5 separate regions of the Mus musculus genome follow, and regions 2, 3, 4 and 5 are each linked to region 1. Evidence: chromatin loops called from intact Hi-C (ENCODE). Cell type or tissue: heart. All regions are shown on one strand. Region 1 has its middle 38 kb from the start of Cyb5r3. Region 2 has its middle 11 kb from the start of Cyp2d26. Region 3 overlaps Gm32620 (a long non-coding RNA gene). Region 4 overlaps Arfgap3 (ADP-ribosylation factor GTPase activating protein 3). Region 5 overlaps Pacsin2 (protein kinase C and casein kinase substrate in neurons 2).

What was found. A loop is a pair of places that touch in the nucleus more often than their neighbours do. Peaks named below come from ENCODE experiments on the same cell type or tissue, not always from the same donor. Only the 100,000 strongest peaks of a DNase experiment are listed, where the experiment ranks them.
Region 2: a loop joins it to region 1, with 7 times the contacts of the local background. A loop is called at or near these places in 19 of 42 quality-filtered maps.
Region 3: a loop joins it to region 1, with 3 times the contacts of the local background. A loop is called at or near these places in 5 of 42 quality-filtered maps.
Region 4: it touches region 1 in a loop (2.6-fold over the local background); 7 of 42 quality-filtered maps call a loop at or near these places.
Region 5: a loop joins it to region 1, with 2.1 times the contacts of the local background. A loop is called at or near these places in 12 of 42 quality-filtered maps.

Annotation. Positions count from the first base shown.
Region 1 is chr15:83,207,311-83,212,310 of GRCm38, forward strand. No RefSeq gene overlaps it. Among named protein-coding and RNA genes, the nearest start is that of Cyb5r3, 38 kb to the left of the region's middle. In heart, CTCF peaks have their summits at 1,969 (motif pointing right) and 3,067 (motif pointing right); a DNase peak (open chromatin) is centred at 3,111; H3K4me3 peaks cover 1,052 bases.
Region 2 is chr15:82,802,961-82,807,960 of GRCm38, forward strand. No RefSeq gene overlaps it. Among named protein-coding and RNA genes, the nearest start is that of Cyp2d26, 11 kb to the left of the region's middle. In heart, no CTCF peak of the experiment used is centred here; a DNase peak (open chromatin) is centred at 2,511.
Region 3 is chr15:83,036,082-83,041,081 of GRCm38, forward strand. Gm32620 (a long non-coding RNA gene) reads left to right here. Exons shown (of 3, transcript XR_384275.3): 3 at 1,642-2,509. Among named protein-coding and RNA genes, the nearest start is that of Nfam1, 5.2 kb to the left of the region's middle. In heart, a CTCF peak has its summit at 1,835 (motif pointing left); DNase peaks (open chromatin) are centred at 170, 990, 1,950 and 2,930; H3K27me3 peaks cover 302 bases.
Region 4 is chr15:83,297,051-83,302,050 of GRCm38, forward strand. It overlaps Arfgap3 (ADP-ribosylation factor GTPase activating protein 3), which reads right to left. Exons shown (of 16, transcript NM_001357756.1): 16 at 2,690-3,652. The coding sequence ends at 3,635. Among named protein-coding and RNA genes, the nearest start is that of Gm32788, 2.8 kb to the left of the region's middle. In heart, CTCF peaks have their summits at 1,454 (motif pointing right) and 1,986 (motif pointing left); a DNase peak (open chromatin) is centred at 4,153.
Region 5 is chr15:83,373,087-83,378,086 of GRCm38, forward strand. Pacsin2 (protein kinase C and casein kinase substrate in neurons 2) reads right to left here. Exons shown (of 11, transcript NM_001159509.1): 11 at 2,521-4,644. The coding sequence ends at 4,532. Among named protein-coding and RNA genes, the nearest start is that of 1700001L05Rik, 8.3 kb to the left of the region's middle. In heart, a CTCF peak has its summit at 2,191; a DNase peak (open chromatin) is centred at 2,205; H3K27ac peaks cover 353 bases.

The DNA.
Region 1 (5,000 bases):
CCTGGAAGCAGTGATATTTCCAAAACGAAGAGATCCCAACAGCCCAGAAGGCTGCTCATGAAAGGAGCTAGATGAGCCACCTCAGCATATGCTGAGCTGATGCACTGGGGACTCAAGCTGGAGCTCTTCAGAAAACACCCGTGATTCTTTTCTTCCTTTCTTTTCTTTTCTTCCTTTCTTTCTTTTTTGGTTTATTTCAAGACAAGGTGTCTCTGTATAGCCCTGGCTGTCCTGGAACTCACTCTGTAGACCAAGCTGGTCTCAAACTCAGAAATCCACCTGCTTCTGCCTCCCAAGTGCTGGGATGAAAGGCGTGCACCACCACTGCCCAGTGAGCATCCTTCCAAGAAGCCTGTCCTTTGTGCATTGGGCTGGACTAGAGCCTTGGCTGCAGTGGTTGCTCAAGGCTTGAATAAGGAGCTCCTGGGAGTCCATATCTGCCCCCAGCTTCCAACCCTGCCCTCAAGTGAGTCCTCCTCCTGATAATTCCCTACTCCAGCCCAGATGTCCACTCCTTCATGCATGAAAGAGTTGCTCTGTCTGAAAAATTGTTATCATCTTTGTGGGTTTCACCCCACAGACACAGAAAGTTATTTTATTTTTTTCAGACAGGGTTTCTCTGTGTAGTCTGTCCTGGAATTTACTTTGTAGACCAGGCTGGCCTAGAACTTACACAGTAGACCAGGCTGGCCTAGAACTCAGAGACCCATCTGCCTCTGCCTTCCCAGTGCTGGGATTTTTAAAAGGCATGAGTCACCAACCTCCAGCAAACTTTTTTTTAAAAAGGTCTATTTATTTATTATATCTAAGTACACTGTAGCTGTCTTCAGACACACCAGAAGAGGGTGTCAGATCTCATGATGGGTGGTTGTGAGCCACCATGTGGTTGCTGGAATTTGAACTTAGGACCTCCAGAAGAGCAGTCAGTACTCTTAACTACTGAGCCATCTCACTAGCCCCTCCTCTTCCCCCAAGCAAACTTTTTAAAAATGACATTTATTTATTTTCTTCTGTGTTGGGGAAGAGGGTCTGGGCCTGTGTAAGGAGGACAGTGTGTTACAGCTCTGAGGGGAAAGGCTTCCCCAGTGGAAAGACTGAAGCTCTGATGGGGGAATGTATCCTGGCATTCCAGAGCCAAGGAATATCATATGGTCACACCATACAAGGAACCTTATACAGAGATTTATCAGAAAAGACCCAGAGGGTGGCTGCCTCTGCTTACATGAAAAGCCCCAAAGAGCTGAGCAAGAGACAGATGTATACAGGGTTTCTCGGGGGTAGAGTTTTCCAGGGTGGAAATTTCCAGAGTGGGGCTTTAAAGGCAAGCCCAGGGATTTATGGTTTTCCAGCTCAGGAATTGGTAGGTTTTAATGAGTTCCTTTACTTTCCAGACAGATACGCCAGAGGGTGTGGTATATATGTTGGGGTCCAGCTGTGGTTCATCTCCTCTGTTTTCTCTTTTTCAGGATGTCCAGATGTCACTGTACACCAGGTGGGCTCTGCAGGATCCTGGTCCAGCTGGGAGTGTGTGTGTGTATGTGTGTTTTGTGTGTGTGTGTGTGTGTGTGTGTGTGTGTAGGCCTTCTCTTACAGTCTTCAATGAAACAGCTCTTGAAACAGTTTTAGCTTGTGCACAAACCAATGGGTGAGCTTGTACTCCTATACTTTATTTGGGGTAAACCAGGGCGATATGAACCTTAAAGAGTGGGAAGGGCTTCTTCTTAGGGTGAAGTTTCACTGGCTGAGGCTTAAGGTTTCTCATTTTCATGGAGAGGGGTTCCAGGGAGTTGAACCTGTAATTTCCCCGTAATTACAGTTACATTCCCCAGGTAGAGTGTAGATTGGGCTCTCCAGATCAGGCAGAGAAGAAGTCCAGCAAAGAAAAGGGAGTCCTTGTTTTGTTTTGTTTTAAGATTTATTTATTTCATGTATGCGAGTACACTGTCACTGTCTTCAGACACACCAGAAGAGGGCATCAGATCCCCATTACAGATGGTTATGAGCCACCATGTGGTTGCTGGGAAGAGCAGTCAGTGCTTTTAACCCCTGAGCCATCATCTCTCCAGCCCAGGAGTCCTTCATTTTGTGCTGAGCTCAAGAAAGCTGTCTGGACACTGTAGACTACTACAACCCTAGTAATGAGGTGCAACATCAGGACCACTTCTGCAATGGGTTATCACATCCAGAATGGTGGGAGGAGGGGTGCCTGTGTCACAGATATCTCAGATTACAGTCTGCGGCTGTTCTCCCTGTCTTTCCTCCCCTCCCTCCCTTACTACTTCCCTGCCTTCTATTCCCTTCTTTACTTTCCACCATTCCGTCTTTGCTGTGTAGCTTTGGCAGCTGTGTGCTGCCTGCTAGGATGCTTTGAAGACTGTGATATCCACGAGTTGGGCAGCATCTCGTTCTGTAAAACAGAACATACGAAGAGACTGGCTGGGCAGAGGAGGTGGACTCTACAGGCAGGAAAGAGCCAAAGGAAGCAGAAGGAGGAGCAAAAGCAAATTGCTATTTTCAAGGTGGTTTTCCTAGCGGAGTTAAAACAGGGTGGGGGTGGGGACGTCCTATCACATCCCCCGCAGCCTCGGAGCCCCAAGGAACTGGACCCTCCGTTTGGGTGCTACGAACCTTGGATTAAGAGGCATTTATCTTGAGAGGTTTGCGCTTTGGTTTGGTTTGTTGAAGCTTCCTGTAGAATCTCAGTCCAAAACAGCAGCGACTGGACAATATTACCTCTGAGCATCCTTCTCTGTAGGAAATAGTCCCTGGCGTGTTCAAAGGGTGATGGAACCCAGAGCTACAGTTTAGCTGTGGTTCCCAGGTAGGGGGAATTTAGGAGGGCTAAGGGTGAGACTCCCTACTTTGGGGGGTGGGACGCGCCGGCGCTTTACACCCCATGAATAGCGGCAGCAGTGGGCGTCCAGATAGCTGTGTTTCGGGTCATCACAAACTGAAAATAAGTATTACGAACCAGAAGTAAAAAGGAGCCATGGAGATCATCAGCCTGGTTCAATTAAATCCTAGACGATCTCCACAGTTCCTTCTCTTTTCAGTTATACGCTTAGACTGGCAACAGGTGGCGCTGCCCAGTCCATTTTACTAGAACAGCCTCTATTTCTGATCTCCTATGTCGCTTCTACAAACAAGACGTCCCCGGGATGTCTGAAAGCACTGCCCAGAGGGTGTAAGTCTATCTAGCTCGGGGGTGAGGGGGGAATTTTGGCACAAAGCCGTGACCCTGTCTCTCCCATGCTCTCCCTGGGTGCTCTGAGGTTTGTGGTGAAAGCCAGGTCTTCATAGACTGCCGCAGCTGGGAGTGGCATTGGATAGCTCCGCTGGCAACCTGATTTCTGACTAGGCCTAGAACACCCCAGGTTCTCATCTGTCTCCAGTATGGACTAACAGACCCCACATGCAATTCTCTGTAAATTAGTCTTAGAACACTAAAGTTGCAGCCGGAAGTGGTGCCGCACCCCTTTAATCCCAGCACTGGGGAGGTAGAGACAGATACCTGAGTTCGAGGACAGCCAGGGCTACACAGCGAAATCCCACCTCCTTAGGGGAAGAATCCAGCCCAACTTCTCTGACATACCCAGGTAGACACAAGTCTATGATGTCCATGCCTGCTCTGCTCGTTGAAACCATTGCAAGTTGTAGACATTTGCAACATGCAAAATGATGCTGTGTAGTTTCATCCCCTCCATGAGTCCTGGGACCCCTCTTGTCGGCCCCTTCTGAGAAAGGGTCTTGTGTATTCTGGGCTGGTCTCAGCCTTGATATGTATCTGAGAATGACTTTGAATTTAGGGTTCTCCTGCCTTCACTTTCTGGGTGCTAAGATTACAGGATTACAGGTCTATGTCACCATACCCAGTTGAGACCTAGGACTTCTTGGTGGTAGTTCCAGGTTGGGATTTTGGGTCCCTGATGCAGCTGAGAACGCACAAGTCTTATGTTATCATCAGAGAGGTCAGAGTTGAAATCTTTATTACGATCTCAACAGCCCTGCCTTGTATGTTTTTGATATGGGTTTGGCTGAACCCATAAACGAGGAATCTTTGGTTACAAAGGCCAACAGTAGATCCAGGCATGTGGGCCAGTTTGTAGAATGTTTGCCTAGCATGCATGAAGCTCTGGGTTTGAACCTTATTCCTCCATAAAATAGGTATAGTTGGTGCGTGCCTGGAATCCTAGCACTTGGGGATGTGGGAGAGGCAGGGGAATAAGGAAACCAGACATCTTTGACTATACAATAAGCTTGAGGCCACCCTGAGCCACAAAAACAAAACTACTACAAAGCCAACTGTAAGCGTACCCAGCTCCAGGGTGCGCAGCTCCTGCTCGGGTCAGTTGCTCTGGGTAGTCAAGCTTTTCATGGGAAGTAGTTCCGTTTGCAGATAAAGAACTTGTCAGAATGGGAGGAAAACACAAAGAAAGAGGAAACTGGCCAAATGGGCAAGACCATGGCACAACAGAATGAACCACGGACACACGCAAGCACGCATGCATGACTGTCTCTTCGTGGAGATGGGCATCTGCCCCTGGGGAAGGGAGGTGGGAGAGGAGGTTACTGTCACTGTGATAGAAGTCAGCCTCTTTGCTAAACAGAGCAAACAGTGAAACGATACAGTTTCTACATCCACGCTGGGTGTCTACTTAAACCTCTCGTCGGCCTTCATCTCGCAAGTGCTGCGATTTCAGGAGTACACCACCATGCCTGGCTGTTCCTTTTTATCCCTGCCCACTTCCCTTCCTGCTGACCTTAAACTTGCAATCTTCCTGCCTGAGCAGAGACTGAAGCTGAGTGCCACCATGGCCAACTCTAACCTCCTTAATTTTACCTCAAATCCAAGTGTCTGAGTGATTCCTTTCTTGGCTTATAAGACTCCTTTGCTTCTTCTTATAGGCAGTTCAAAGATAGATGAATTTTTTTGTTTGTTCTGATATTTGGGGTGGGGTGGGGGTTGGGGAGGTTTCGAGACAGGGTTTCTCTGTATAACC
Region 2 (5,000 bases), 400 kb before region 1:
ATTAGTGTCTGTCCTGGTCACTGACTCTTCTGTGCCATTTTTGCCACCCCATACACATCCAGACCTTTGCCTTTGGATCTGTGACTAAAGCCCAAGTGTTCACACTTGGGAACTGGTGGGTGGTCTAAGGTGTTCTCTTCATCTTTACCAGCACTCTTGCTACTGTGTGTTGGTCACACTGGTTCCTTAAAGGCTACCTGTAGGCTGATCAGCTCTTTGAAGCAGTGCTGAAGCTGAAGTGGAAGAGCAGAGAACTTACAAGTGAAGCTCCCCAGCAGATAGCAAGAACCAGTAAGATCTGCCACAGGAGCTTTCTGTTGTGTGTTGCTTGTTACTGTCCTCAGAGCCTTAGATATGTAGAGCAAATGCTCTACCACTGAGCTGCATCCTCAGCATGAGATCTGTTGCCTTGTGGCTGGGAAGTCTATCATAGAAGTTCAGCAAAGGACCGTTACTCGATACACTTGCTCAGCAGTGACCTAGCCAGAACCAGTACACCTGTCCTCAGTTCCTTGAGGTACAAGACCTATGTAACACCAAGAGATCTGATCTGCCACAGCACCTCTTTTCCTGACAGAAATGTTGCACTAGACCCTAACATTCCTGCCCCACCCCCATCAAGACCTCCTCCAATAGGATTAATGGCTTGGGACTTATGACTTCTGCTGTGTCTGATTGGATCTCATATCTGAAGCACAGCCTGCCCTACTTGTGTTTGTCCTTCCATACTTCTGCTCTTGGAAGTGCACCATCTTCAGGTCCCGAAATCTTTCTTTTGGAGGTTTGTGGATTTACTGTGTACTGCTAAGGTCACCACGACCTATGCTGCCTTCTATCATGAACTCCCTCACTTTGTACAGACATGTTCTCAAACTTTACTTGCAGCAGGCTGCCTAACTCAGGAAGTGGCACAGGACTTGGAGGATAGCAGACAGGTCAGTTATCCATCAAGCCCACCACATGCAAAAGAGAGCTGTGGATATGACCATTGGCCACAGCCCAGTCTGCAGCCCCATGGCTGCTTCCAGGATTCGTTGGGGACCCCTCTTAGTCCTTACTCCAGTCACTCATGAAAGGAAATACTAACATTGCCTAGGCACTTTGTTCCTTACAAAGGAGCTAAGGCTGCCCTTTGTTCTCTTGTGCTAAGCCAAGCTGTTAACTGGCAAGCTAGAGCAGTAGTTCTCAATCTTCCTAATGCTGCAACCCTTTAATACAGTTCTTCACACTGTGGTGACTACCGACCAAAAAAACCATTTCATTGTTACTTCATAACTGTAATTCTGTTGTCATGAATTGTTAGTATCAGATATGTGACTCCTGTGAGGGATCATTTGACCACAACACACAAATGAAAAGGGATTTCAACCCACAGGTTGAGAACCTGCTGTGCTAAAGCGTGAAGGTGGAAGGAAAAATTGGCTGGGCAGGCTAGGCTCCATGGCCCAAGCACCACTGGCCCTCTTGTTTGCAGAAAATGATGGGCTGATGACAAGGAAAGGCTAAGCTACCTAGTTATGGTAGCAAGTGCTAGTAGAATGGCCTGTGTGAACAAGCAAACAACAGTAAAAGGAAGGCAGTTGGAATCTACATAAATCTTTAGAACAAGTCTGAAGTCATTCAGTTGATTACACAACCTGGAACTTCTCAGATCTGGTCACTGTCAGAGAGAACTGACATCTAAAGGATGGTCCAGTTGCTTTTTGAACAAAAATGAATCTTCATTTACCTTTACTTCTTGTGTGTCAAGTCTGCCCCCAAGTCATTTTAATGGCATATGGAGAGTGGTATTCCCCTTATGCCAGAGGCCTGTGGTTAGGATGGGCCAACCACAAGGAAAATTAAAGAGTGAGGCTTGTGCCTTCCAAGGCTGGTACTTCTGTGCCAGGCACTGCTGTTCCCACCGCACGTGCCAACTCATTAGTTCTCCCCAGGGTCCTCAGAGGCAGGTGTTTTCATGCTATAAGAGCATAAGTGACAGCAAGTCAATGTGGTATTGCACTGTACCAGACTACTACTTGATCTGAGCAGCAATTCTGTACTGCTTGCACATGATAGTTCACTGATGGCCAATACTGACTTATTGCTTTAGAAAAACTCAAACTAGCCATGCTTTGGGACCCATGTCACGGGGTTAAATGTACAATGTACTGGTGGGCCCTCTAGACACTCTCATGAGACACTGAGCTTCAAAATACTGTAGCTATGAAGTGAATTAGGTCTACACTTGAGTCCTGTAGGCTTCAGAGAGCCCTATATGACCCAAACACTATTGTGAGAACTCTAGACCAGTTACGAAGCTGTAGTAGCCAGCCAGTGAAGTTCCATTAAGAGGAAGGTTTGATCATTTTTATGACATTTCTTCGTTTGGGGAATAGCCATGTCAATGGAAGGAAACTTCTAATTCCCAGCTCTACCCACAAGAGTGTCAAATATCTAGCTTAAGAAATGGGTAGCCTCTTGAGCTGCAGTCCCAACAACCATCACTGGGGGGAGCCAGAGATTACAGGCAGGGGAAGCTGCAAACTCATAGGAGTTGTTTAATGGGCAGTTTCTATTTTGCAAGATGAAAAAATGTCAGATCTTAGTTGCAGAACATAAAGAAAATATTCACACTTCTAAAAAAAATCACAACTCTAAATTTTAATATGCTTTTAAAAGAGAGCCTAGAGAAATGGCTCAATGGCTAAGATTGCTGGTTGATCTTCCAGAGGACTCAGGTTCAGATCCCTGCACCCACATGCCAGCTTACAACTGTTCTGTAAATCTAGTTCCAGAGGACCTTCTACAGGTACTAGGCACACAAGTAGAACACAGTCATATATAAATAAAAATTAAAGGTTTTTATGAAGTCAAGTACATTTTTATTTAAGGGATTTGATTCCTTTGCTGTCCATCCAGGTCATCTGAAAATACCCCCTTCTCCAAGGAGATCCAGTTGTGCTTTTCATTTACATTTCTAATGTTATCCTCTTTCCTGGTTCCCCCTCTGCAAACCTCCTATCCGATCCCCTCTTACACTGTTTCTATGAGGGTGCTCCCCCACCCACCCATGCCTCACAGGCCTAGCATTCCTCTACACTGGGGCATCAAGCCTTCACAGGACCAAGGGCCTCCCCTCACATTAATGCCAGATAAGGCCCTTCAGTTCCTTCAGTCCTTCCCTTAACTCCTCAGTCCAATGGTTGGCTGCATCCACATCTGTACTGGTCAGGATCTGGCAGAGCCTCTCAGAAGACAGCTGTATCAGGCTCCTGTCAGCAAGCACTTCTTGGCATCAGCAATAGTGTCTGGGTTTGGTGCCTGCATGGATCCCCAGGTGGGGCAATCTTTAGATGGCCTTTTCTTCAGTCTCTGCTCCACACTTTGTCCCTGTATTTCCTTTAGACAGGAGCAATTCTGGGTTAACATTTTGGAGACGGGTAGGTGGCCCCATCCCTCAACCAGGGGGGACCATGTCTAACCTCTGGATATAGTCTTGACAGGTTCTCCCTCCCCTTTGTGGTATTTCAGCTAATGCAATCCCCATGGGGTCCTGGGAGGCTCTTGCTTTCCTGGCATCTGGAATTTCCTGGTTGCTACCCCCAGTTCCCCATCCCCCATTGCTATACACCTCTTTTCAATTTCCTGATCCTCTGTGCATCTCCTCCAATACCTGATTCTGCCCCTCTTTTCCCCCTCCTTCTTTCTTCCTCCCAAGTCCCTCATACCCTCTACCCCCTTGATTATATTGTTTAGAGTATTAAAAATAATCTACATACATACATACCTATCAATATGGCTAACATAAAAAATATCTCCACACGCTGGCAAGGATGTTAACAGGAACTCCCATTCATGGGTCATAAGAATAGCAAAAAAAAAAAAAAAAAAAAAAAAAAAGGAAAAGAAAAAAGAAAAAGAAAAAAAGGAAGTTTAGCAGTTGCTTATACAACATTTCTTTACCATATGACACACTGATCTGAAAACGTGTGCTTACACAGAAACCTGCACAGTATTTATGGTAGCTCTATTTATAAGTGCCCAAATTGGAAGCAATAAAGATGTCCTTTGGCAAACAGGAAGTAGGAAAAACTGGGCATATCTAGACAATAGAGTATTTTTTTGGCAGCAACAAAAAAAAAAATGAACTTTGTAGCCATAAATACATGAAGGAACCATAAACATGTATCACTAAGTTGGAAACAGCCAATCTGAAGTGGCTATACACTGTATGACTAACTATACACCACTCTAGAAAAGGCAAAACTATGATGATGATAAAAAGACCATTGGCTGTCAGGTTTTGGAAAGGAAGGGAGAAGCAATTGGCACAGCTGTATTAGGGTAGCGAGCTGTCCTGTAAGAAACAGTAATGGGGGTGCACGGGTGTTATAAGTTTGTGTAAATCTATGAAGTATCCAGTACACAGCATAAGGAGCAAACCTTGACATAAATCACAGACGTAAGAGGCAATTATGAAGTATCACAACACATGTGCTACTCCAGAGGGCCACACCCACAATGAGATGAGCTGCCACAGGAGGATGCAGGTCCATAGGAGCTTATCTTCTGTCCAAAGCTACCATGAACCTAAAACTGCTTTCACAAAACCTATTACAACACACATGCACTGACCTTATAAACTGCAGGAACTGAAAGGCAGAGACAGCCACGGCACTGCCCAAGTCAGGAAACTGCCATCAAGAGGAACTGAATAGGGTCACTGCCCACTCAAGTCATTTCTGAATCTCATCAATAAAGCTGTGCTCAGGTCCCACCAGCAAATGGAATGGGAACAAAAGAACAAAAGGGAAAGTGACGAACATCGGCTGTCAGGAAAATATTTTCCTCAAGACACCCATTCTTCAAGTTTTATGGCTTAGTCCATGACACCTGAAATCTATCAATTTCATTTTAACCGTGTTAATCCAGGTTACCAACAAGAGACGCTAACCAGTTCAAAAGCCATCATTTCTATTCAGGTCTTGTCCAGCTGTCTGAGCACGGTCCCACAGCTG
Region 3 (5,000 bases), 170 kb before region 1:
TCTCAATGTAACTTTCTGTGTTTTTCTCAAGGCCTTAGGTGACCCCTGTGTAAAGGTCATTCGGCAGCCCCAACAGGGGCTCATAGGTTGAGAACCTCTGCTCAGACTGAATACCTAAGGGACAGACAGCACACAGAGCAAGGGGACGCCAGGGAAGGAGGAAGGCTTGGCTGGCTCGGGTGGACGGCTTTGTGAACAGCCCTAAAGGAGGAAGTAGAGAGGGGAACCTGGAAGCACGTGGTCCCTTGCAGTCCCTGGGAAGGGGGGTGGGGCTTCCGTAGACTTAGACTAAAACTTCGATAACAAGACAAGTCTCCATGCTAAGTTTACTTCCACCAATGTTTCTTGTTGCCAGGCAGAGAAGAGAAGAAACCAAAGTCAGTCCTTTTTTTTTTTTTTTAAATTTATTTTCTTATTATATGTAAGTACACTACAGCTGTCTTCAGAGACCCCAGAAGAAAGCATCAGATCGCATTACGGATGGTTGTGAGCCACCATGTGCTTGCTGGGATTTGAACTCAGGACCTTCGGAAGAGCGGTCAGTGCTCTTAACCACTGAGCCATCTCTCCAGCCCCCAAAGTCAATCTTTTCCCCTCAGAGTGCCCCAGAAAGGGAGCTTGGACCCAGCCACTGCTGCCTGGCCTGGGCTTGGAGGTTTCTCTTGCAGACACAGAGGTACTAGGACGAGAGGATCAGACCCCTGACCCAGCTTCATGTCACCTCTTCCTTCCCAAGACTCCAGCTCCCAGAGAGACCTATCAGCAAGGAGATCCGGGCTGAGAGTGGCCACTCTGCTCTGACCACTCTGTTCAGGGTGTCAGGGTGTCTAGGGTGTCAGAGGTACACTCCTCTGTCCTGTACCTCACGCGTCCAACAGTGGCAATGGAAAGTTCCCATCCTGGGGACACTGGGCTCACATTTGGGAAGGATGCTCTCCCACCCTGTGTAGCTGACCTGCAGGCACCGGGCCGATGCGTTTGATCATTTGATCAGATCCTCACCAAAACAGGGCAAGAGAGCTGACCGTGACCCCAGGATAAACCATACAATCCCGAGCCGACCCTCGGTGAGCCACCTCCTTACCTAGGAGGGAATGAACTCCGCCATTGGAGGCAGGCAAACCCATCTGGAGCCCATCACCCTGCATGCTGATGGGAGGTTTCTGCCCTGGCAAGAAGCCCAGGCTGGCCCATCTCCAAATCTCACCTCGGTTCAGGCTGCCCTATATCTTTGGCTGTTCCTTCCATTTGAGACCTAGTTTTAAAGGCTTTTCATCTACGTGCTACTTCCATTCTCACAGAAACATTGTGTGGGAGGAGTTATCATTGCCCCTAATTTACAGATTAGAAAACTGAACTCAAGTTCCACCGCAAGGACGAAGGCAGATAGGAACTTGGGCTCCTGGCTCTTTGGCCCCTGTGTGTTCTTGCATCCTGCAGTCCCCCTGGTTTTCCCACCAAAACACCTATCCTAACTCTCATATAGTAAGAAAAATAGAACAAATGACTTGTTTGGAGGTGGTAACAGACAGTCTAGGACAAGCACCTAGGGTTCGCATGTTAAATACATACACGTAACATGTGGAGAAATAATGAAAGACAAAGGTAACTCCCATTTTCAACATTTCTTCCATGTAACAGCATGCACCCTGTGGGGCTCTTTGGATGGCTTTGTCACTGGAAGAAACAAGCACCACCCAGGAAGCTAATTGCTGGAGGTCCCGAGGAGTAGCTGTCAACCTACTGAGTCTTCTACCTTGGGATTTCTCTTCTGACCATGATGGACAGCCCCAGAACTGTTCTGTGCTGATGGCGCCACCTGGTGGCTGGCGTGGGAATGCCCTCAAAGGAGACTCCCGTGTCCCTTGGCGCTCTAAGGAACCTGGGCCATTCAGAGGCCAACACCTTGCCAAGTTAGACCCAGACATGAATGGCAGCAGGGTGGAGTAGTAGAATAGAGGTCAGGGTCAGGCAGTACACAATGTGCCAGGAAGACTGTGGAACCGAGAGCAGGGCCCCAGCGTGCCTCTTGGAGGCACTTCAGCCCTTCCTGGGGGCAGGAGAACAATTCACTTCTTCCAGACAGCTGCTTCTGCTGGAAGCACTTTCTAGTCTTTTCTAGAGCCTCCTTCCCAGCTGCTTACTGGCCGCCAGGCAAACCCCTCCCATCTTCTGCAGGCACAACTGGGGACTTTCCAGGGGCAGTCTCAGCCAATTAAGGAAACAATTAGCCTCCCCTGAGGCAAATTCATGCTTTGTCACCCACAGCACTCTGGTTCTGTGGGACTTGTGGGCACAAGATGTGTGTGTGTGTGTGTGTGTGTGTGTGTGTGTGTGTGTGTGTGTGTATCCCACCTTGAAGCTGTTTGGTGAAAGATTTAAAGAGACAGAGGTGAAATCACTTGACAAAAATAAGTCATAACAGAGACAAGTGTTAGCTGGCTGCACACCTGTGAGCCCAGTACTTGAGAGGTGGAGACAGGAGGATCAAGAGTTCAAGGCCTGTGGTGGTGGTGGTGGTGGTGGTGGTGGTATATGCCTTTAATCCCAGAGGCAGAGGCAGGTGCATCTCCATGAGTTTGAGGCCAGCCTGATCTACAAATCGAATTCCAGGAAAGCCAGGGCTGGAACAGAGAAAGACGTGTCTGGGGTGGGAGTGGGGGAATTAAACAAAGAAAAAAGAGTTCAAGACCCACTTAGGCCACATGGGCCCCCCTCCCTGTCTCTTCTGCAGGCAGCTGGTTCCTTGTTTCCGGTCCCTAGATGGGAGGGCACTGAGGAGTTGCTTCTAACAAGGATTCCTCAAGAAGACATGAAGGCTACAGACCTGAGTGGTCTATGCTGTCTGATGAAGGGCTGTAGGATGGGAAGGTGGCAGGGGAGTTTTCGGGAACAAGAGGTGGGACAGGAAAGGGAGGCCATGCAGGAACTTCCTCCACCTGCCAGGGCAGCTGAAGGTTATTGCAAGGGGTGGAGTTCAGGAAGCTGGGCAGCTACAGGAGGTCTCTTAGGACTGTCCCCGGACTTAGCCTCATTCCTTAGGAAAGTTCTGTCTCCTCTGCTACCCTCCCCTCCTCTCCACTTCCCTTTTTCCTTTTCCCTATGGCTGGGGCAGCCTCTCTCCCAGGGCTGCAGAGAGTGTGTCTAACCTACACATCTGTCTCACCCTCAGAAACCTCAAATCCAAAGCCAGCAAAGAATGTAGGCCCAACTGTTTTCAGGGATTCCTTCAGTGACCCTCAGGGAATTCTGGGTCACTCAATGTGGGGTACTATCCTAGGTAGGTATTGTTCTGGCTGCCTGCCAGGGAGGGCAGAGCCTAACACCTGCTCACCTAAGTCGAAACTCCCTAGGAACCCAGCAGGAAACAGCTCAAACAAGGTCCGAACCATGGCGTCGTCCCCAGGCCAAGGTCAAGGCATGACTAAGGCTCTTCAAAAAGTTTCTAGGGTACCAGATATGGGGGTACACACCTGTAACACCAGAACTCAGGAGACAGAGGCAGGAGGACAGAGCGAGTTTAAGGCCAGCCAGACGTGTGTTTGTGTGTGTGTGTGTGTATGTGTGTGTGTATGTGTGTGTGTGTTCTTAAAAGGCTAGGGCTGAAGGCATATTTCTTCCCTTGAGCATCCTCTGATGAAAATTGCCTTCTTCCTAGGATCTAAGCGTGAACAGGGGCAAGAGAAGCTGTTACTGTTGCTGTCTGCAGCCAGAGTCTGTTTCTTTTTTTCTTCTTTAAATGTATTTACTTATATTTGTGTGTGTGTGTGCACACATGTGCACCCCAGAAAGAGCTAAGACCCTACTTCTGATTCTTCTCTCACCCTCTCATAGATGTTTTGGCCTCTGGTAGCATGCCTACCCTATGTGTGTATGTGTGTGTGTGTGTGTGTGAGTCACAGGCAGAGGGCAGGGTCAGTGGAAAGAGGAGCTGCCTGTGGCCTGCCCCTCCAGTCAGCTTCCCCATATTAGTGAGAGGAGGCCTCTGTGACCCTTTATGCCTTTGCCCTGGATAGGTGGGGCTTTTCCTTGGATCTTAAAGCCTTCTTCCCAGTACACCAAGCAAGGTCTCCATTCTTGCCACAGATAGGATAAGGGGGTCCTGGCTCCCCTCCTTCATCTTTCCAGGACACCCTGAACCCTTAAACCTCCCCTTCCCTACCAAGAACAGCCCCGCTTGCACTCACTGCTATCTGGCTGGGGTCTCTCTCATGCTGGGTCACACAGTCTCCCTGGAGTGCTTTCACTGCCCCTCCCCCCTGAGCTTGAGCTGCAGCCAAGTAGCTGTAGAGACCTCCAGTGCCTTGAAGCCCTCCTTCCTCTGCGGACATGGGTGGCCTTTGGTGGCAGCCCAAGAGGCTGTCTGATGTGTGCTTCCCACTTGGCAGGGCCTGTCCTACCCTTTAGAGAACTGGTCAGGGTAGCCCTTGGGAGAAGGGTTGTGTTGAAAGAGCCCCTCCCTTCCCTTCCTCTCAGCCTTAAAACAACCCCCTGCATACTGAGATTGACAGTTATTGCTTTGATTCAGAAAAGCAAGCAACCAAACAACCATTATCCAGCTGGGGAGATGGCTTGGAGATGGCAGGATTAAAACCTGACAACCTGAGCTCAGCCCTAGAAAAGCCTGGTGCTGCGGTGTTCATTGGTAATCGACAGGGAGAAGGAAGACAGAGACAGGAGAGCCGCCCAGAAGCTCACAGGCTAGGCAGCCTGAGCAGACGGCTCAGCCAGAGAATAAGTGCAGTGCACATTTCTTTAATTCCAGCACTCCAGAGGCAGGTGGATCTCTGAGTTCAAGGCCAGCCAGGACTACAGGGAAAGTTCCAGGACAGCCAGGGTTACCCAGAGAATCCCTGTCTTGAAAAAAAAAAGAAAAAGAAAAAAAAAAAAAGAAAAGAAAAGAAAAAAGGGAAACAAAATACGACTATAGGCCCTTACAATAAATATTGACTTGCCATTCCATTCTAACAGGAATAGAATTCACTTTACAAAGTTTAAAA
Region 4 (5,000 bases), 90 kb after region 1:
CAGCAGGTGAAACACAGGCCTGGGCTATGTACCTGAACCACATACAAAAGGGGCAAACTGGGCCAGAAAAGCACAGTCTCTATAGTGCACCCACAGGCCTCAGGATCCAGCCTGTCCCCACTGAAGGCTGTCATCTCTGCTCCCCTGAGACGAAAGTCAGGAGTAGGGTGGGGAAGGGAAAGCCTGTTGGCAAAGGTGAACCCGTGTCCCGAGGAAAGGATGACAGAATGATGACAGCCGTACCAGCAGCCCAGCATAGCCTCAGTGTCTGCCGTCATCCCTGTGGCTCCTCCCAACAGAGCAGTGACTCAGGATCTTCAGTGTGCTAACAGGACAGACGGACCACCTTGTCCCCAGGCACTTAGGTTTTAAGTCAGAGACAAGCTGGGAGGCTGCGCTCCATCCCAGGAGGCCTGTGTCAAACTGGCTAGGGATCAGAAGGGTCAAGGGGCCTCAGAGCGGGGGCCTGGAAGTTCTGACCACAGCGAGGGTTGATGGGGAGAGATGGCAGGGGCTAGAGAGACCGTAGGCACAGTGTCCTGGTAGCCTGGGGTTGCAGGTAGGTTTTGACAGAGATGGTAAGGAGGTTGACTTCAGCTTGGCTGCAAATATAGAAAAGTGCATGTGTAAGGTGCTCTGCCAGCTTCCAGGGGGTGAGTGGGCCTTGCCCAGTGCCTGTTAAGTTTCATCACCCCAGCTGGGGGGGCCTCAGAGTCCCTGGAACTGGAGGCACAGTCCCCTAGAGTTGTACCCTAGGTGACATCTCCCTCCTTTTGCACTCCTTTGGATCTCAGTGGAATTGAAGTGCACAGGGAGACAGACCCCTTACTGGCTGGCACTCACTTCTCTGTGTTGTTTTGGGACGGGGCCTCTCTGTGTGGTCGTGGCTGTCCCGGAACTGATGTAGACCAGGCTGGCCTCAAAGGTGCGAGGCATGAATGAGGTGTGTGTGTGAAATGCACACGTTGCAGGCAGAAGGGGCATGCAATGCTTTGCAGTTGGAGTTGTCAGCCAACTAATGTGGGTGCTGAGAACAGAACTCAGGCCCTCTCCAAGAGCAGCAAGAGCGCTTAACAGCAGAGCCGTCTCTCTAGCCCTCCCAGGGTTACTTTAAAACACTGCATCTTAACCAAGAGTTCTGGAGAAAATGCTGCTTGCCAAAGCCACTCTCCAGGGCTTCTCTGCCAGCCCTCTCTGCACAAAGGCTCCAGGAGAGGTAACCTGGCTCTCTGGGCTTCACACCCAACAGTGGCTGCTCTCAGAAACACCTCCCACAGCCCCAGACCCAGCCTTCGACGGGTTCCCAGCAGCTTCTGCCATGGGGTTCCTCTGTCTATTCTAGACCTTGAATGATAGGCAAGCGCTCTGCTGCGGGGCCACGTTCTTTCTTATTTATTTATTTACTGTTTGTGTTTTGCCTGCATGTATGTGTGGATACCATGGGCATGTAGTGCCCACGGAAGCCAGAAGAGGGTGCTGGCTTTCTTGGAACTGTAGCTACCAGGTAGGTGATCAGAATTGAACCCGTCTTCTTAACCCCTGAGCCATCTCTTCAGTTGTCTTCAGATTTTTTTTTTTTAAGAATTACTTATTTATTGTATAGGAGCACACCTTAACAATCTTCAGACACACCAGAAACGGGCACCAGATCCCATTACAGATGGTTGTGAGCCACTATGTGGCTGCTGGGAACTGAACTCAGGACCTCTGGAAGAGCAGTCAGTGCCCTTTTTCTTTTCTTTTCTTTTTAAAGATTTATTTATTTATTATAAGTAAGTATACTGTAGCTGTCTTCAGGCACACCAAAAGAGGGCGTCAGATCTTATTACGGATGGTTGTGGGCCACAACTAGCTTTAAAGGGCTGGAGAGACAGCTCAGAAGCTAAGAGCACTGGCTGCTCTTCCAGAAGTCCTGAGTTCAATTTCCAGCAACCACAAGGTGGCTCAAAACCACCTGTAATGGGATCTGATGCCCTCTTCTGGCATGCAGGTGTACAGGCAGATAGAACACTCATACATAAAGTAAATAAAATAAGTAAATAAATAATGGAGAAACAAAACAAACAAAAGAACTCTAAATCCAACCAGCTTTATAAATGTTGGTATGGTGATGGAACCTAAGGGTTTTCACTGCTGAGCCACAGCCTCTCACTGCACTTCCCACCCCCTCAGCTATCACAGACAGGGACTCCAGACAGGCAGTGCTGGCCATCAGCTGAGTGGACTGCTGCACAGCCCTGTGTCCTCACTGCACACACATCTGGACATGCTAAGACACCCTGAAGCTTCTGCCCAGTAAGGAGGCGCCAGGCTTGGGGAGAGATCAGCACACTGGGGCAGAGGTCCAGGTGCGTGGGATCTGCCAGATAGTGCTCACAGGGCACATGGGGATGCACACAGGGCTCACTCTGGATGGGGTTTGGACAGATCTCTCTGCTACTAAGTTAGTATTGATGCTACAGTGTGTGCCGCCATGCCGGCTCCGGTGTGCTGGGGAAGGCTGGCTGCCAGTGTCACAGGAGCCTCCTCCCCTCCCAGAGGCACCAGTCTCTGTGTTGTGATGATGGCATCTGTCAGTCCCACCTGTAGGTACCATGGGTGTGACCAGCGAGTGGGAGCGGCAGTCACCCAGTGCCCGCTGTACAGTGATACAAAGGCTCTTGAGGAATGACAACACAGGCAACCGTCTGCTGTGCTGTGTGTTATATTTAGAAGTCTACAAATCAGACCTTTTAAGAAAGTCACAAAATAGTCATCTGAAATCACATTTTTGGTTCATCAAATTCCAAATATATTTTACTGCGCTGAACAATATATTCTGGAGCTGTCTAAAACACAGCCAAATGACTTTATTGATTTACATCTATCCTGTAACTTTTGGAATATCAAGGACAAGATAAAAAAATATTAACAAAACTACCCAATTATAATCGCCCTCTCCCTGGCTGAGCTTCGTCCTGAAGCCGCACTGCTGTCCTTCTCAGCCTGAGCTCCTGGTACTGCTGACTTCCGAGTGCATTGGGAGCCCTGGGGTGGCCCCATCTTCCTCTCACAGGGCAGCGACACCCTGTTTACTCCCAGGTCGCAGTGAACGCCCTTGGCATCATAGAAGCTCAGGTCTGTTAAAGGAACTGACTGGGGGACACTTTTAAGAGTAGAGAATGTACAAAATAACTTACAGAGTGACAGATGGCTTTAAGTGTGTGTTGTGTGGGGACACACACGAAGCAATCTGTCAGCAAGGGGCTGGGCACTTCTGGTCTTGCTGTTTTTGTTGTTTTGCTCCTTTGCAGTGAGAAGTAAGTGCTGGGGATTGATTTCCGGGCCCAGTCAACACCAGCCTGGAGAGAGGTGGGAGGAGCCTGCAGCTCTGGCTTCCAGTTCTTGGAACTAAAGATGCCCCAAAGATAAAGCAAGGACACAAGGAGCTAATTTAAATCAGAAATGAAAGCAAAATCCCACCTACATAGAAATGGGGATGTCTCAAAGGAAACATGGACACTCAGAAATGTGCAGGTGCCTCGCCAACTAGTAGAGCCTGCCCACAAAGCAGCTGGGGCATTGGCGCAGCCAGATGTGGTCTCAGGTCCATCTGAAGTGGAGTTTTACCAGGTTGGACAGCCTGGCACCAGGATTAAGAACCGTAGCGATCCTAGAGAGAACCAGACCAACATTTACTACCGATACACTGCATCTGTGTCCTGCCATGCACACAGCGTGCGATTGCTGTTGATGAGGGACACCTGGCTCTTGGCACTGGCCACAGACTCTGCATAAAGAGCAGCTGTGTGGTGCCAGCACTGCCTCAGCCTCTCCATGGCTAGGAGGGCAAGTGGGGCCTGGAGACCTGCCCGGGATCACACCTTGTGAGAGCTGCCAGGATTACAACTTGTGAGGGGTGCCCAAGGCCTAGGGCTCCCAGGCTGGACTAAGGATTGCAAAGCAGGGGCCCAGGCCGGAGCCTGGGGCCATGTCCTGAGCTGTCCAGGGAGCACGTGTGATGGGATCCTGAGGGATCTGTCTGAAGTCCCTGCTCATTTAGCAGAGGTTCAATGGCTGCCTCTGCTTCTTCATTTATAAATGGAGACACAAGCAGGATGATTCTTAAATACAGGAAGGCCACACCCACAAAACAGGAATACTACCTTCCAGCCAACAGGCCCTTAAGGGAGGGAGGAGGGAGGAGAGAAGAGGGAGGAAGAAGGGAGGGAGGAGAGCTCCCAGCCTCTGCAGTTTTAGGTTTTCTTCTCCCTCGCATTCCCAACAAGGCCACAGCAGGGTTGGTCTGCAGACTAGAAGCCTCCATGGACCCATAAGTTGCAATGTCAATTCAGTCAACACCTCAGGGTCACATTTCATCCTAATAGAATGCGTCTAAAATGACTTTACACAACCAAGAAGATTCCCGAAGCAAGCTGTTCATACAATCTGAGACAGCCTCCTTGTCATAAACAGGCTTCCCCTTCTTGTATATGAACTGAATTAAGTCTAACACAGAAAGACAAGTATTTCTACAGATACATAAAAAGATGTGGCTGAGCAGTTGATGGCACATGCCTTTAATCCCAAATCCCAGTACTTGGGAGGCAGAGGCAGGCAGATTTCTGAGTTCGAGGCCAGCCTGTTCTCCAGAGTGAGTTCCAGGACAGCCAGGGCTACACAGAGAAACCCTGTCTTAAAAAACCAAACCAAACCAAACCAAACCAAAAACAGATGTCTGTGTATACAGTGTAAAGCAGAAGAGAAACTGTCTAAGGCAGTAAGGGGTGGGGGTGAAGGGCAGAGGTGTGGAAGAGCTATGCATCAAGTCAGTTCTATACATCATGAAATGTCCTTCGGTGACCAGGACCATGTACGAGGAGTACACACTAATAAATAAAGCTTGGAGATCAGAGTGCAGTGCAGTTCCACTGGGGGGAACAAGCAGCTTCCATGGGCACATTTCCACTCCACAGAAAATGGCTTCTGGAGAATTCCAGAGTCGCCTAGAACATGTCACT
Region 5 (5,000 bases), 170 kb after region 1:
GACTGAGAAGTCACTGGCCACCCATTTATATGGGTACCCCTCACCCAGACAGGGGTCTGTGTCTCCTGAAGGTATCTGGACAATGGATGGAGAGGGTGGAGAAATCCTGTCTTGAAAACTCAGGGCAAGATCCTGTACAGGAGGGCAAAGGGGAGAGTGTTTGGCCCATGGAGAGAGATGGTGGTGGCACAGCAGGTCGCTCAAAGAACAGCTATGACCCAGAGAGTCTGCCTTGCTGGGACTCTTGGTTTCTGGACATCCTAGACACCCCACAGTCATCCTAATTGATCTCACTTTGCAGTAATGAGGCTCGGGTATTTGCTAGTGTTGAGGTGTTGTCCTCTGCAGTCCAGCGAGGAGAGGGAGGGAAGGAGGACTCTGGATGCTCTGTACTGGGATTGGGGAAAAGTTTAAGAACCAGGGAGTGCTTTGCCTCACCGATCTAGTACTAGACTGGGAGCACCTACCTGTCTTCTTATCTGGAACCTTCCAGAATCCACACACACGACCAGACATTCTCGTCCCCATGAAGGATTGATATGGTACCTTCCCAAGGGTACAAACTGGTTCTATTTGGTTTGGGCTGTTGGGAATCTAGCACACAGTAGGTACTCAGTAAATGCTTATGTGTGTTTGACTATCTGGTGGATGAATGAAGCTCTTGCCCACCAGGAGAGGCAACCTGATTTATATATGTTGCTAGCTGCTTGCTATGTCTGCTGGCAAGTCCTGCCTTCCCCTCATCTGGCCTCAATTTCCCTCTTCCCTCTGAACCATGAGGGAGTTAGTATGGTGCCTACAATATCCTTTATAAATCTTCCTTATTCCCATCCAGATGAAGTATAAGCAGTCCCCCTTCAGGCTTGCCTTAACAACCTGACCCATTTGCATGGCCCAGACCCACAGGCTCCTCAGAGAAGGCTAGGCCAAGCCAAGCAGAGGCAGGTTGGCTTGGATAGCAAAGTCGTCCATCTGCATAGACCTCTGGCCAGTGTCTGAGCTTGGGCTGTAGCAGAGCCAGACCCCATGTTTACATTACAGTGCAGATGAGCAGGGTTTAGAGCTCCTGTCCAGGTATAGTCTGGGGCTCACAATATTCCACCTAAAGTGTAGAGAGCACTTGGGAGGCTTCTAGGAATTTGGCAAGAGTATTTACATTGGGGCCAGAACAAAGGAGTAGGCTCAGATAAGAATTTGACATCAGGCTAGGACAAGGAAGTAGGCTCAAGATAAATACAGCTGAGGAATGTGTTCATTGTATCTTGATAGCCTTAAGACCCTGAATACTTGGGACCTTTGTTCCTTAACTGCTTATGCCTTGTTTGTTCCTTCACTACTTTGTTTATGCCTTAGGACTGACCATCTTTTTTTTTTTTGGGGGGGGGGGGTCCGAGACAGGGTTTCTCTGTATAGCTCTGGCTGTCCTGGAACTCACTTTGTCGACCAGGCTGGCCTCGAACTCAGAAATCCACCTGCCTCTGCCTCCCAAGTGCTGGGATTAAAGGCATGCGCCACCACGCCTGGCAGGACTGACCATATTCTTTGATGTACTCAGAATGATATAAAAGCAGACTGGAAAAAACTAAACTTGTTTCAGCCTTAGCACTTGTTGGAGTCATATATTATAATGTTGTCTAATTGTCTTTTCTTTCTTTAATCCTCACTCTCTCCCTTAGACCCTGGTGACTGACTGGCTTGGTCACTAGAGTCAGCTCAGGGGCCCTAGTGGTAACAGCTTTGATCCTGTGCAGGAGCTTTGGGAGGCCAAGAGAACCTGGGAATCCCAAGCTGGGTGATATAGAAAAAGCAGCCAAAGGCTGCAGAGGGTCCTGGCCCCAGCCTAGGTGATCATAACCACAAGGACTTGTAGTGTTTTATGGTGCCCTACCCCCATCCTCCTATGAAAACTGAGGCCACTGTGCACAGTGAGCTTCCTGTATTTAACCTCCAGGGAAGGGTAGGAGATAACAAAAGGGCTGTACAGGACCCTCAAGCTTCCTTATTTGAATAGAGATGTTGAGAAAGGACCGTGCAGGAGTGGTCATTTCATCCTACTTCTAGCCCCCAGGACAGCAAGGAGAGCTGGGTTTTGACTATGGTCTGCTCAGAGAGCCCCAGGCAAATCACTGACCTGCCCAGCTTCTAAAACCTTTTTTTCTATTAACTCCAGCCTGCCACCCAGCGGCAGGCCAGAGGAGTGTTAAGAGGACCTGGCCTGGTGCCCCAGCCTACACCCAGTCTTACTGTGGTATTCAAGATATATCCCCACTTTTCAGCTTGTCAGCTGAGGGCAGATCTGCCTCTGCCTTCTCCCACTTTGTTTTCTCTCTGCTGCTTGGAGCAGATAGAGGCAGAAGCCAGTGCCCGCCCACCCAGACAACGGGTGGCCTGCGGGTAAGGCTCAAGTACTGCTCAGAAACTGGCAGGGCAGAGGACACCCAAAGGACCCAAAGAGGACACACAAAGAGAGTAAAGGACAAAGACTCAGGCTCTGCTTCTGCTGAGCAAAGTGACACTGCAGGAAGGCCAGAGAGAAGCTTTACTAGTGTTGAAGAGCAGCAGCAGCAGCAGCAGCAGCAGCAGCAGCAGCAGCAGCAGCAGCAGCAGCAGCAGCAGCAGTCCGTTCACCGGGACTGGTCAGGGCTACCGCACTGGCTTTATCTCCTTAGCTGATCCCAATAGGAGGCAAGATCCTTGGAGGTTCTTTGTGCGAGCAGGACCAGCTGGGACCTGCATTGATCACATTACACCCAGAGATCATCAGCTTGAGAAAACAGAACAGTGGCACATAAAGGTCAACACACGCAGGTTTGGGGAGGAGCGGTTGTTGGTCAGGGGAGAGAGGGTGGCACCAGGGATGCCCTCCTCAGGGATGCCCAAGGTGCCCCAAGTCCCCAGCCTCTGGTGCAGGAACTGAGACATGGTCCCGAGAAGGGATCCTATGAACTGGATCTTGCCCAGTTTCAAAGCTGGTACACCCCCAAGGAGACAGGTCTATCAGCTGTGTGAACATGAGGGTGGATGCAAGGCAAAGGGACTGTCAAACACACAAGATCAACTGTTTATTGAGTTTTGTTGTTGTTGTTCTAAAATACTATACATTTTAAGGAGTTTCTAAACATTAAGGACTTGACAGCTTTTGGTCATTCTGTAGCTTAGGAACAAGGATTTCTGCTGGTAAGTTCTCATGACACACAGCCACAGCGAGACAGTGCTCGTGCCAAACACCGAAGAAATACAAGTTGCTGATGTGCACCACTGCACTGTCCGAGCTAACAAAATAAAAGTCCTCTTTGTGCCCATCCCTGGGGCTCACAACAGTCCCACTGCACCTGAGGACAAGGGCAACTGGAGGAACTTGTGTGTGTGTGTGTGTGTGTGTGTGTGTGTGTGGTGGAGGGTGTCGAACCCCTCCCTCTAGCTCTCCAGTGAGTGACACAGGGACTGTGAAGTCTACGATTACTACCAAGTCCTAGGAGCTTTTCCAGTGCTCGGTCATGAGCTTGGAGCCCAGGCCAATGAGAATCAGTCTTCCCAGCAGCTCCACTCAGAGGCCAGAGCCACATCCTAACTGGGTGGGCACCGTTAACCAGCCGTGCCTGTGCTTCAATGCCATGGGCTTCAAGCAGTTGACCAGATCTGCTGTCAGAAGCCACCAGCTCTCATTCAACAGTGGGTGAACTCTATAGATTTTCTGATTATCAAATAATATATACAGATATACATCGAGACACAACGGTCTAATGTAAAGCATCTTAATCTACAGATGCAACTGTTTTGAAAAGTTAGTCTTCTTACTGTTAACTTTCCAAATCACTAATAGAACTGTTAATCTGCAAAAACTGAAGCAGGGATAGAGTGAAAATAATTTCTGTATGTGGAAGTGTTGGGGAACGTTGCACAAGGTTAGCCCTGCAACTGGCACTTGCCATAGAACCCCGGCTGCAGCAACCCCACATCTGGACATAGCACAGAGAAATGAAGACAGCTCACGTGGAGAACATCTCAGATCAGTGTAGGCCATAATTTAACTGACTGGAAGAGCATATAAAAAAGTATAGCTGTACATTGCCTTTAAATTAAAACCTCAAACTCTTTACTCAGAAGATGGCATGTAAGTCTGCTCATTGACCTTGCAGATAGGACCTCATCAGAGAAAATCATCAGTGGAACAAGAATCAGTATGACCCGTCATGACTCAGGAGAGACAAGGGCGAGAAGGTGCAGATCCATGATAGAGAGAGCTGGTGGGGGTGGGGAGGGGCCTGGCTCTCGCTGTTGGACCCTATCTTCCTGTGTCTATATCTGCCCAGATGTGCTTGGAAAAGGGCCAAGTGCCCAATGAAATCACCAGCTCATCTGCCTTCAAAGCACACCAGGAAGCCAAGAACAACAGAGCCATCGTCTTTTGCAGGTGGAGTGGATGCCTACATGGCTGCTGGGGGCACTAGAGGTGTCACTGCCCAGGCCAAGGCTAACGGAGCTCCTGAACTGCCCATTTCCGTCTCTCCGCCAGCCTGCCCATGGGCTGTCACTGGATAGCCTCGACATAGTTGGCTGGGTATAGGCCAACCTGGCCGCTGTCTAAACGTCCCTTGCACCAACCCTGTTCATCTTCATCCTCTATCTTGGTCAGTTCATCCCCTGCAAGACAAAAAGAGGGTGGCCTTAGTGACAGGGGGCAACACTGACCACAGCAAGTCATCTGTGCATACAAATCCCATGTGGATATGAAACATGCTTCTAGAAGGATCCACAGAAGGTCTCCAGGGCAGAGGGACAGGCGTCCTCCTGAAGGTAAGGCAGGACCCTGGATATTCACTACTAATTTGTATTCAAAGCTTCTGACACAGAGGTCACTGTGATCTGAAGATGGCAGCCCTCAGAGCAACCCTGGAGCAAGCAGCAGTCCAGGCTAGAACCGTTCCAGGTTCAAGCCTTGTGCCTACCCCATGTGTCCTAGGCTGCTCTGCTCGGCAACATGCCCCATGTTTTCATTC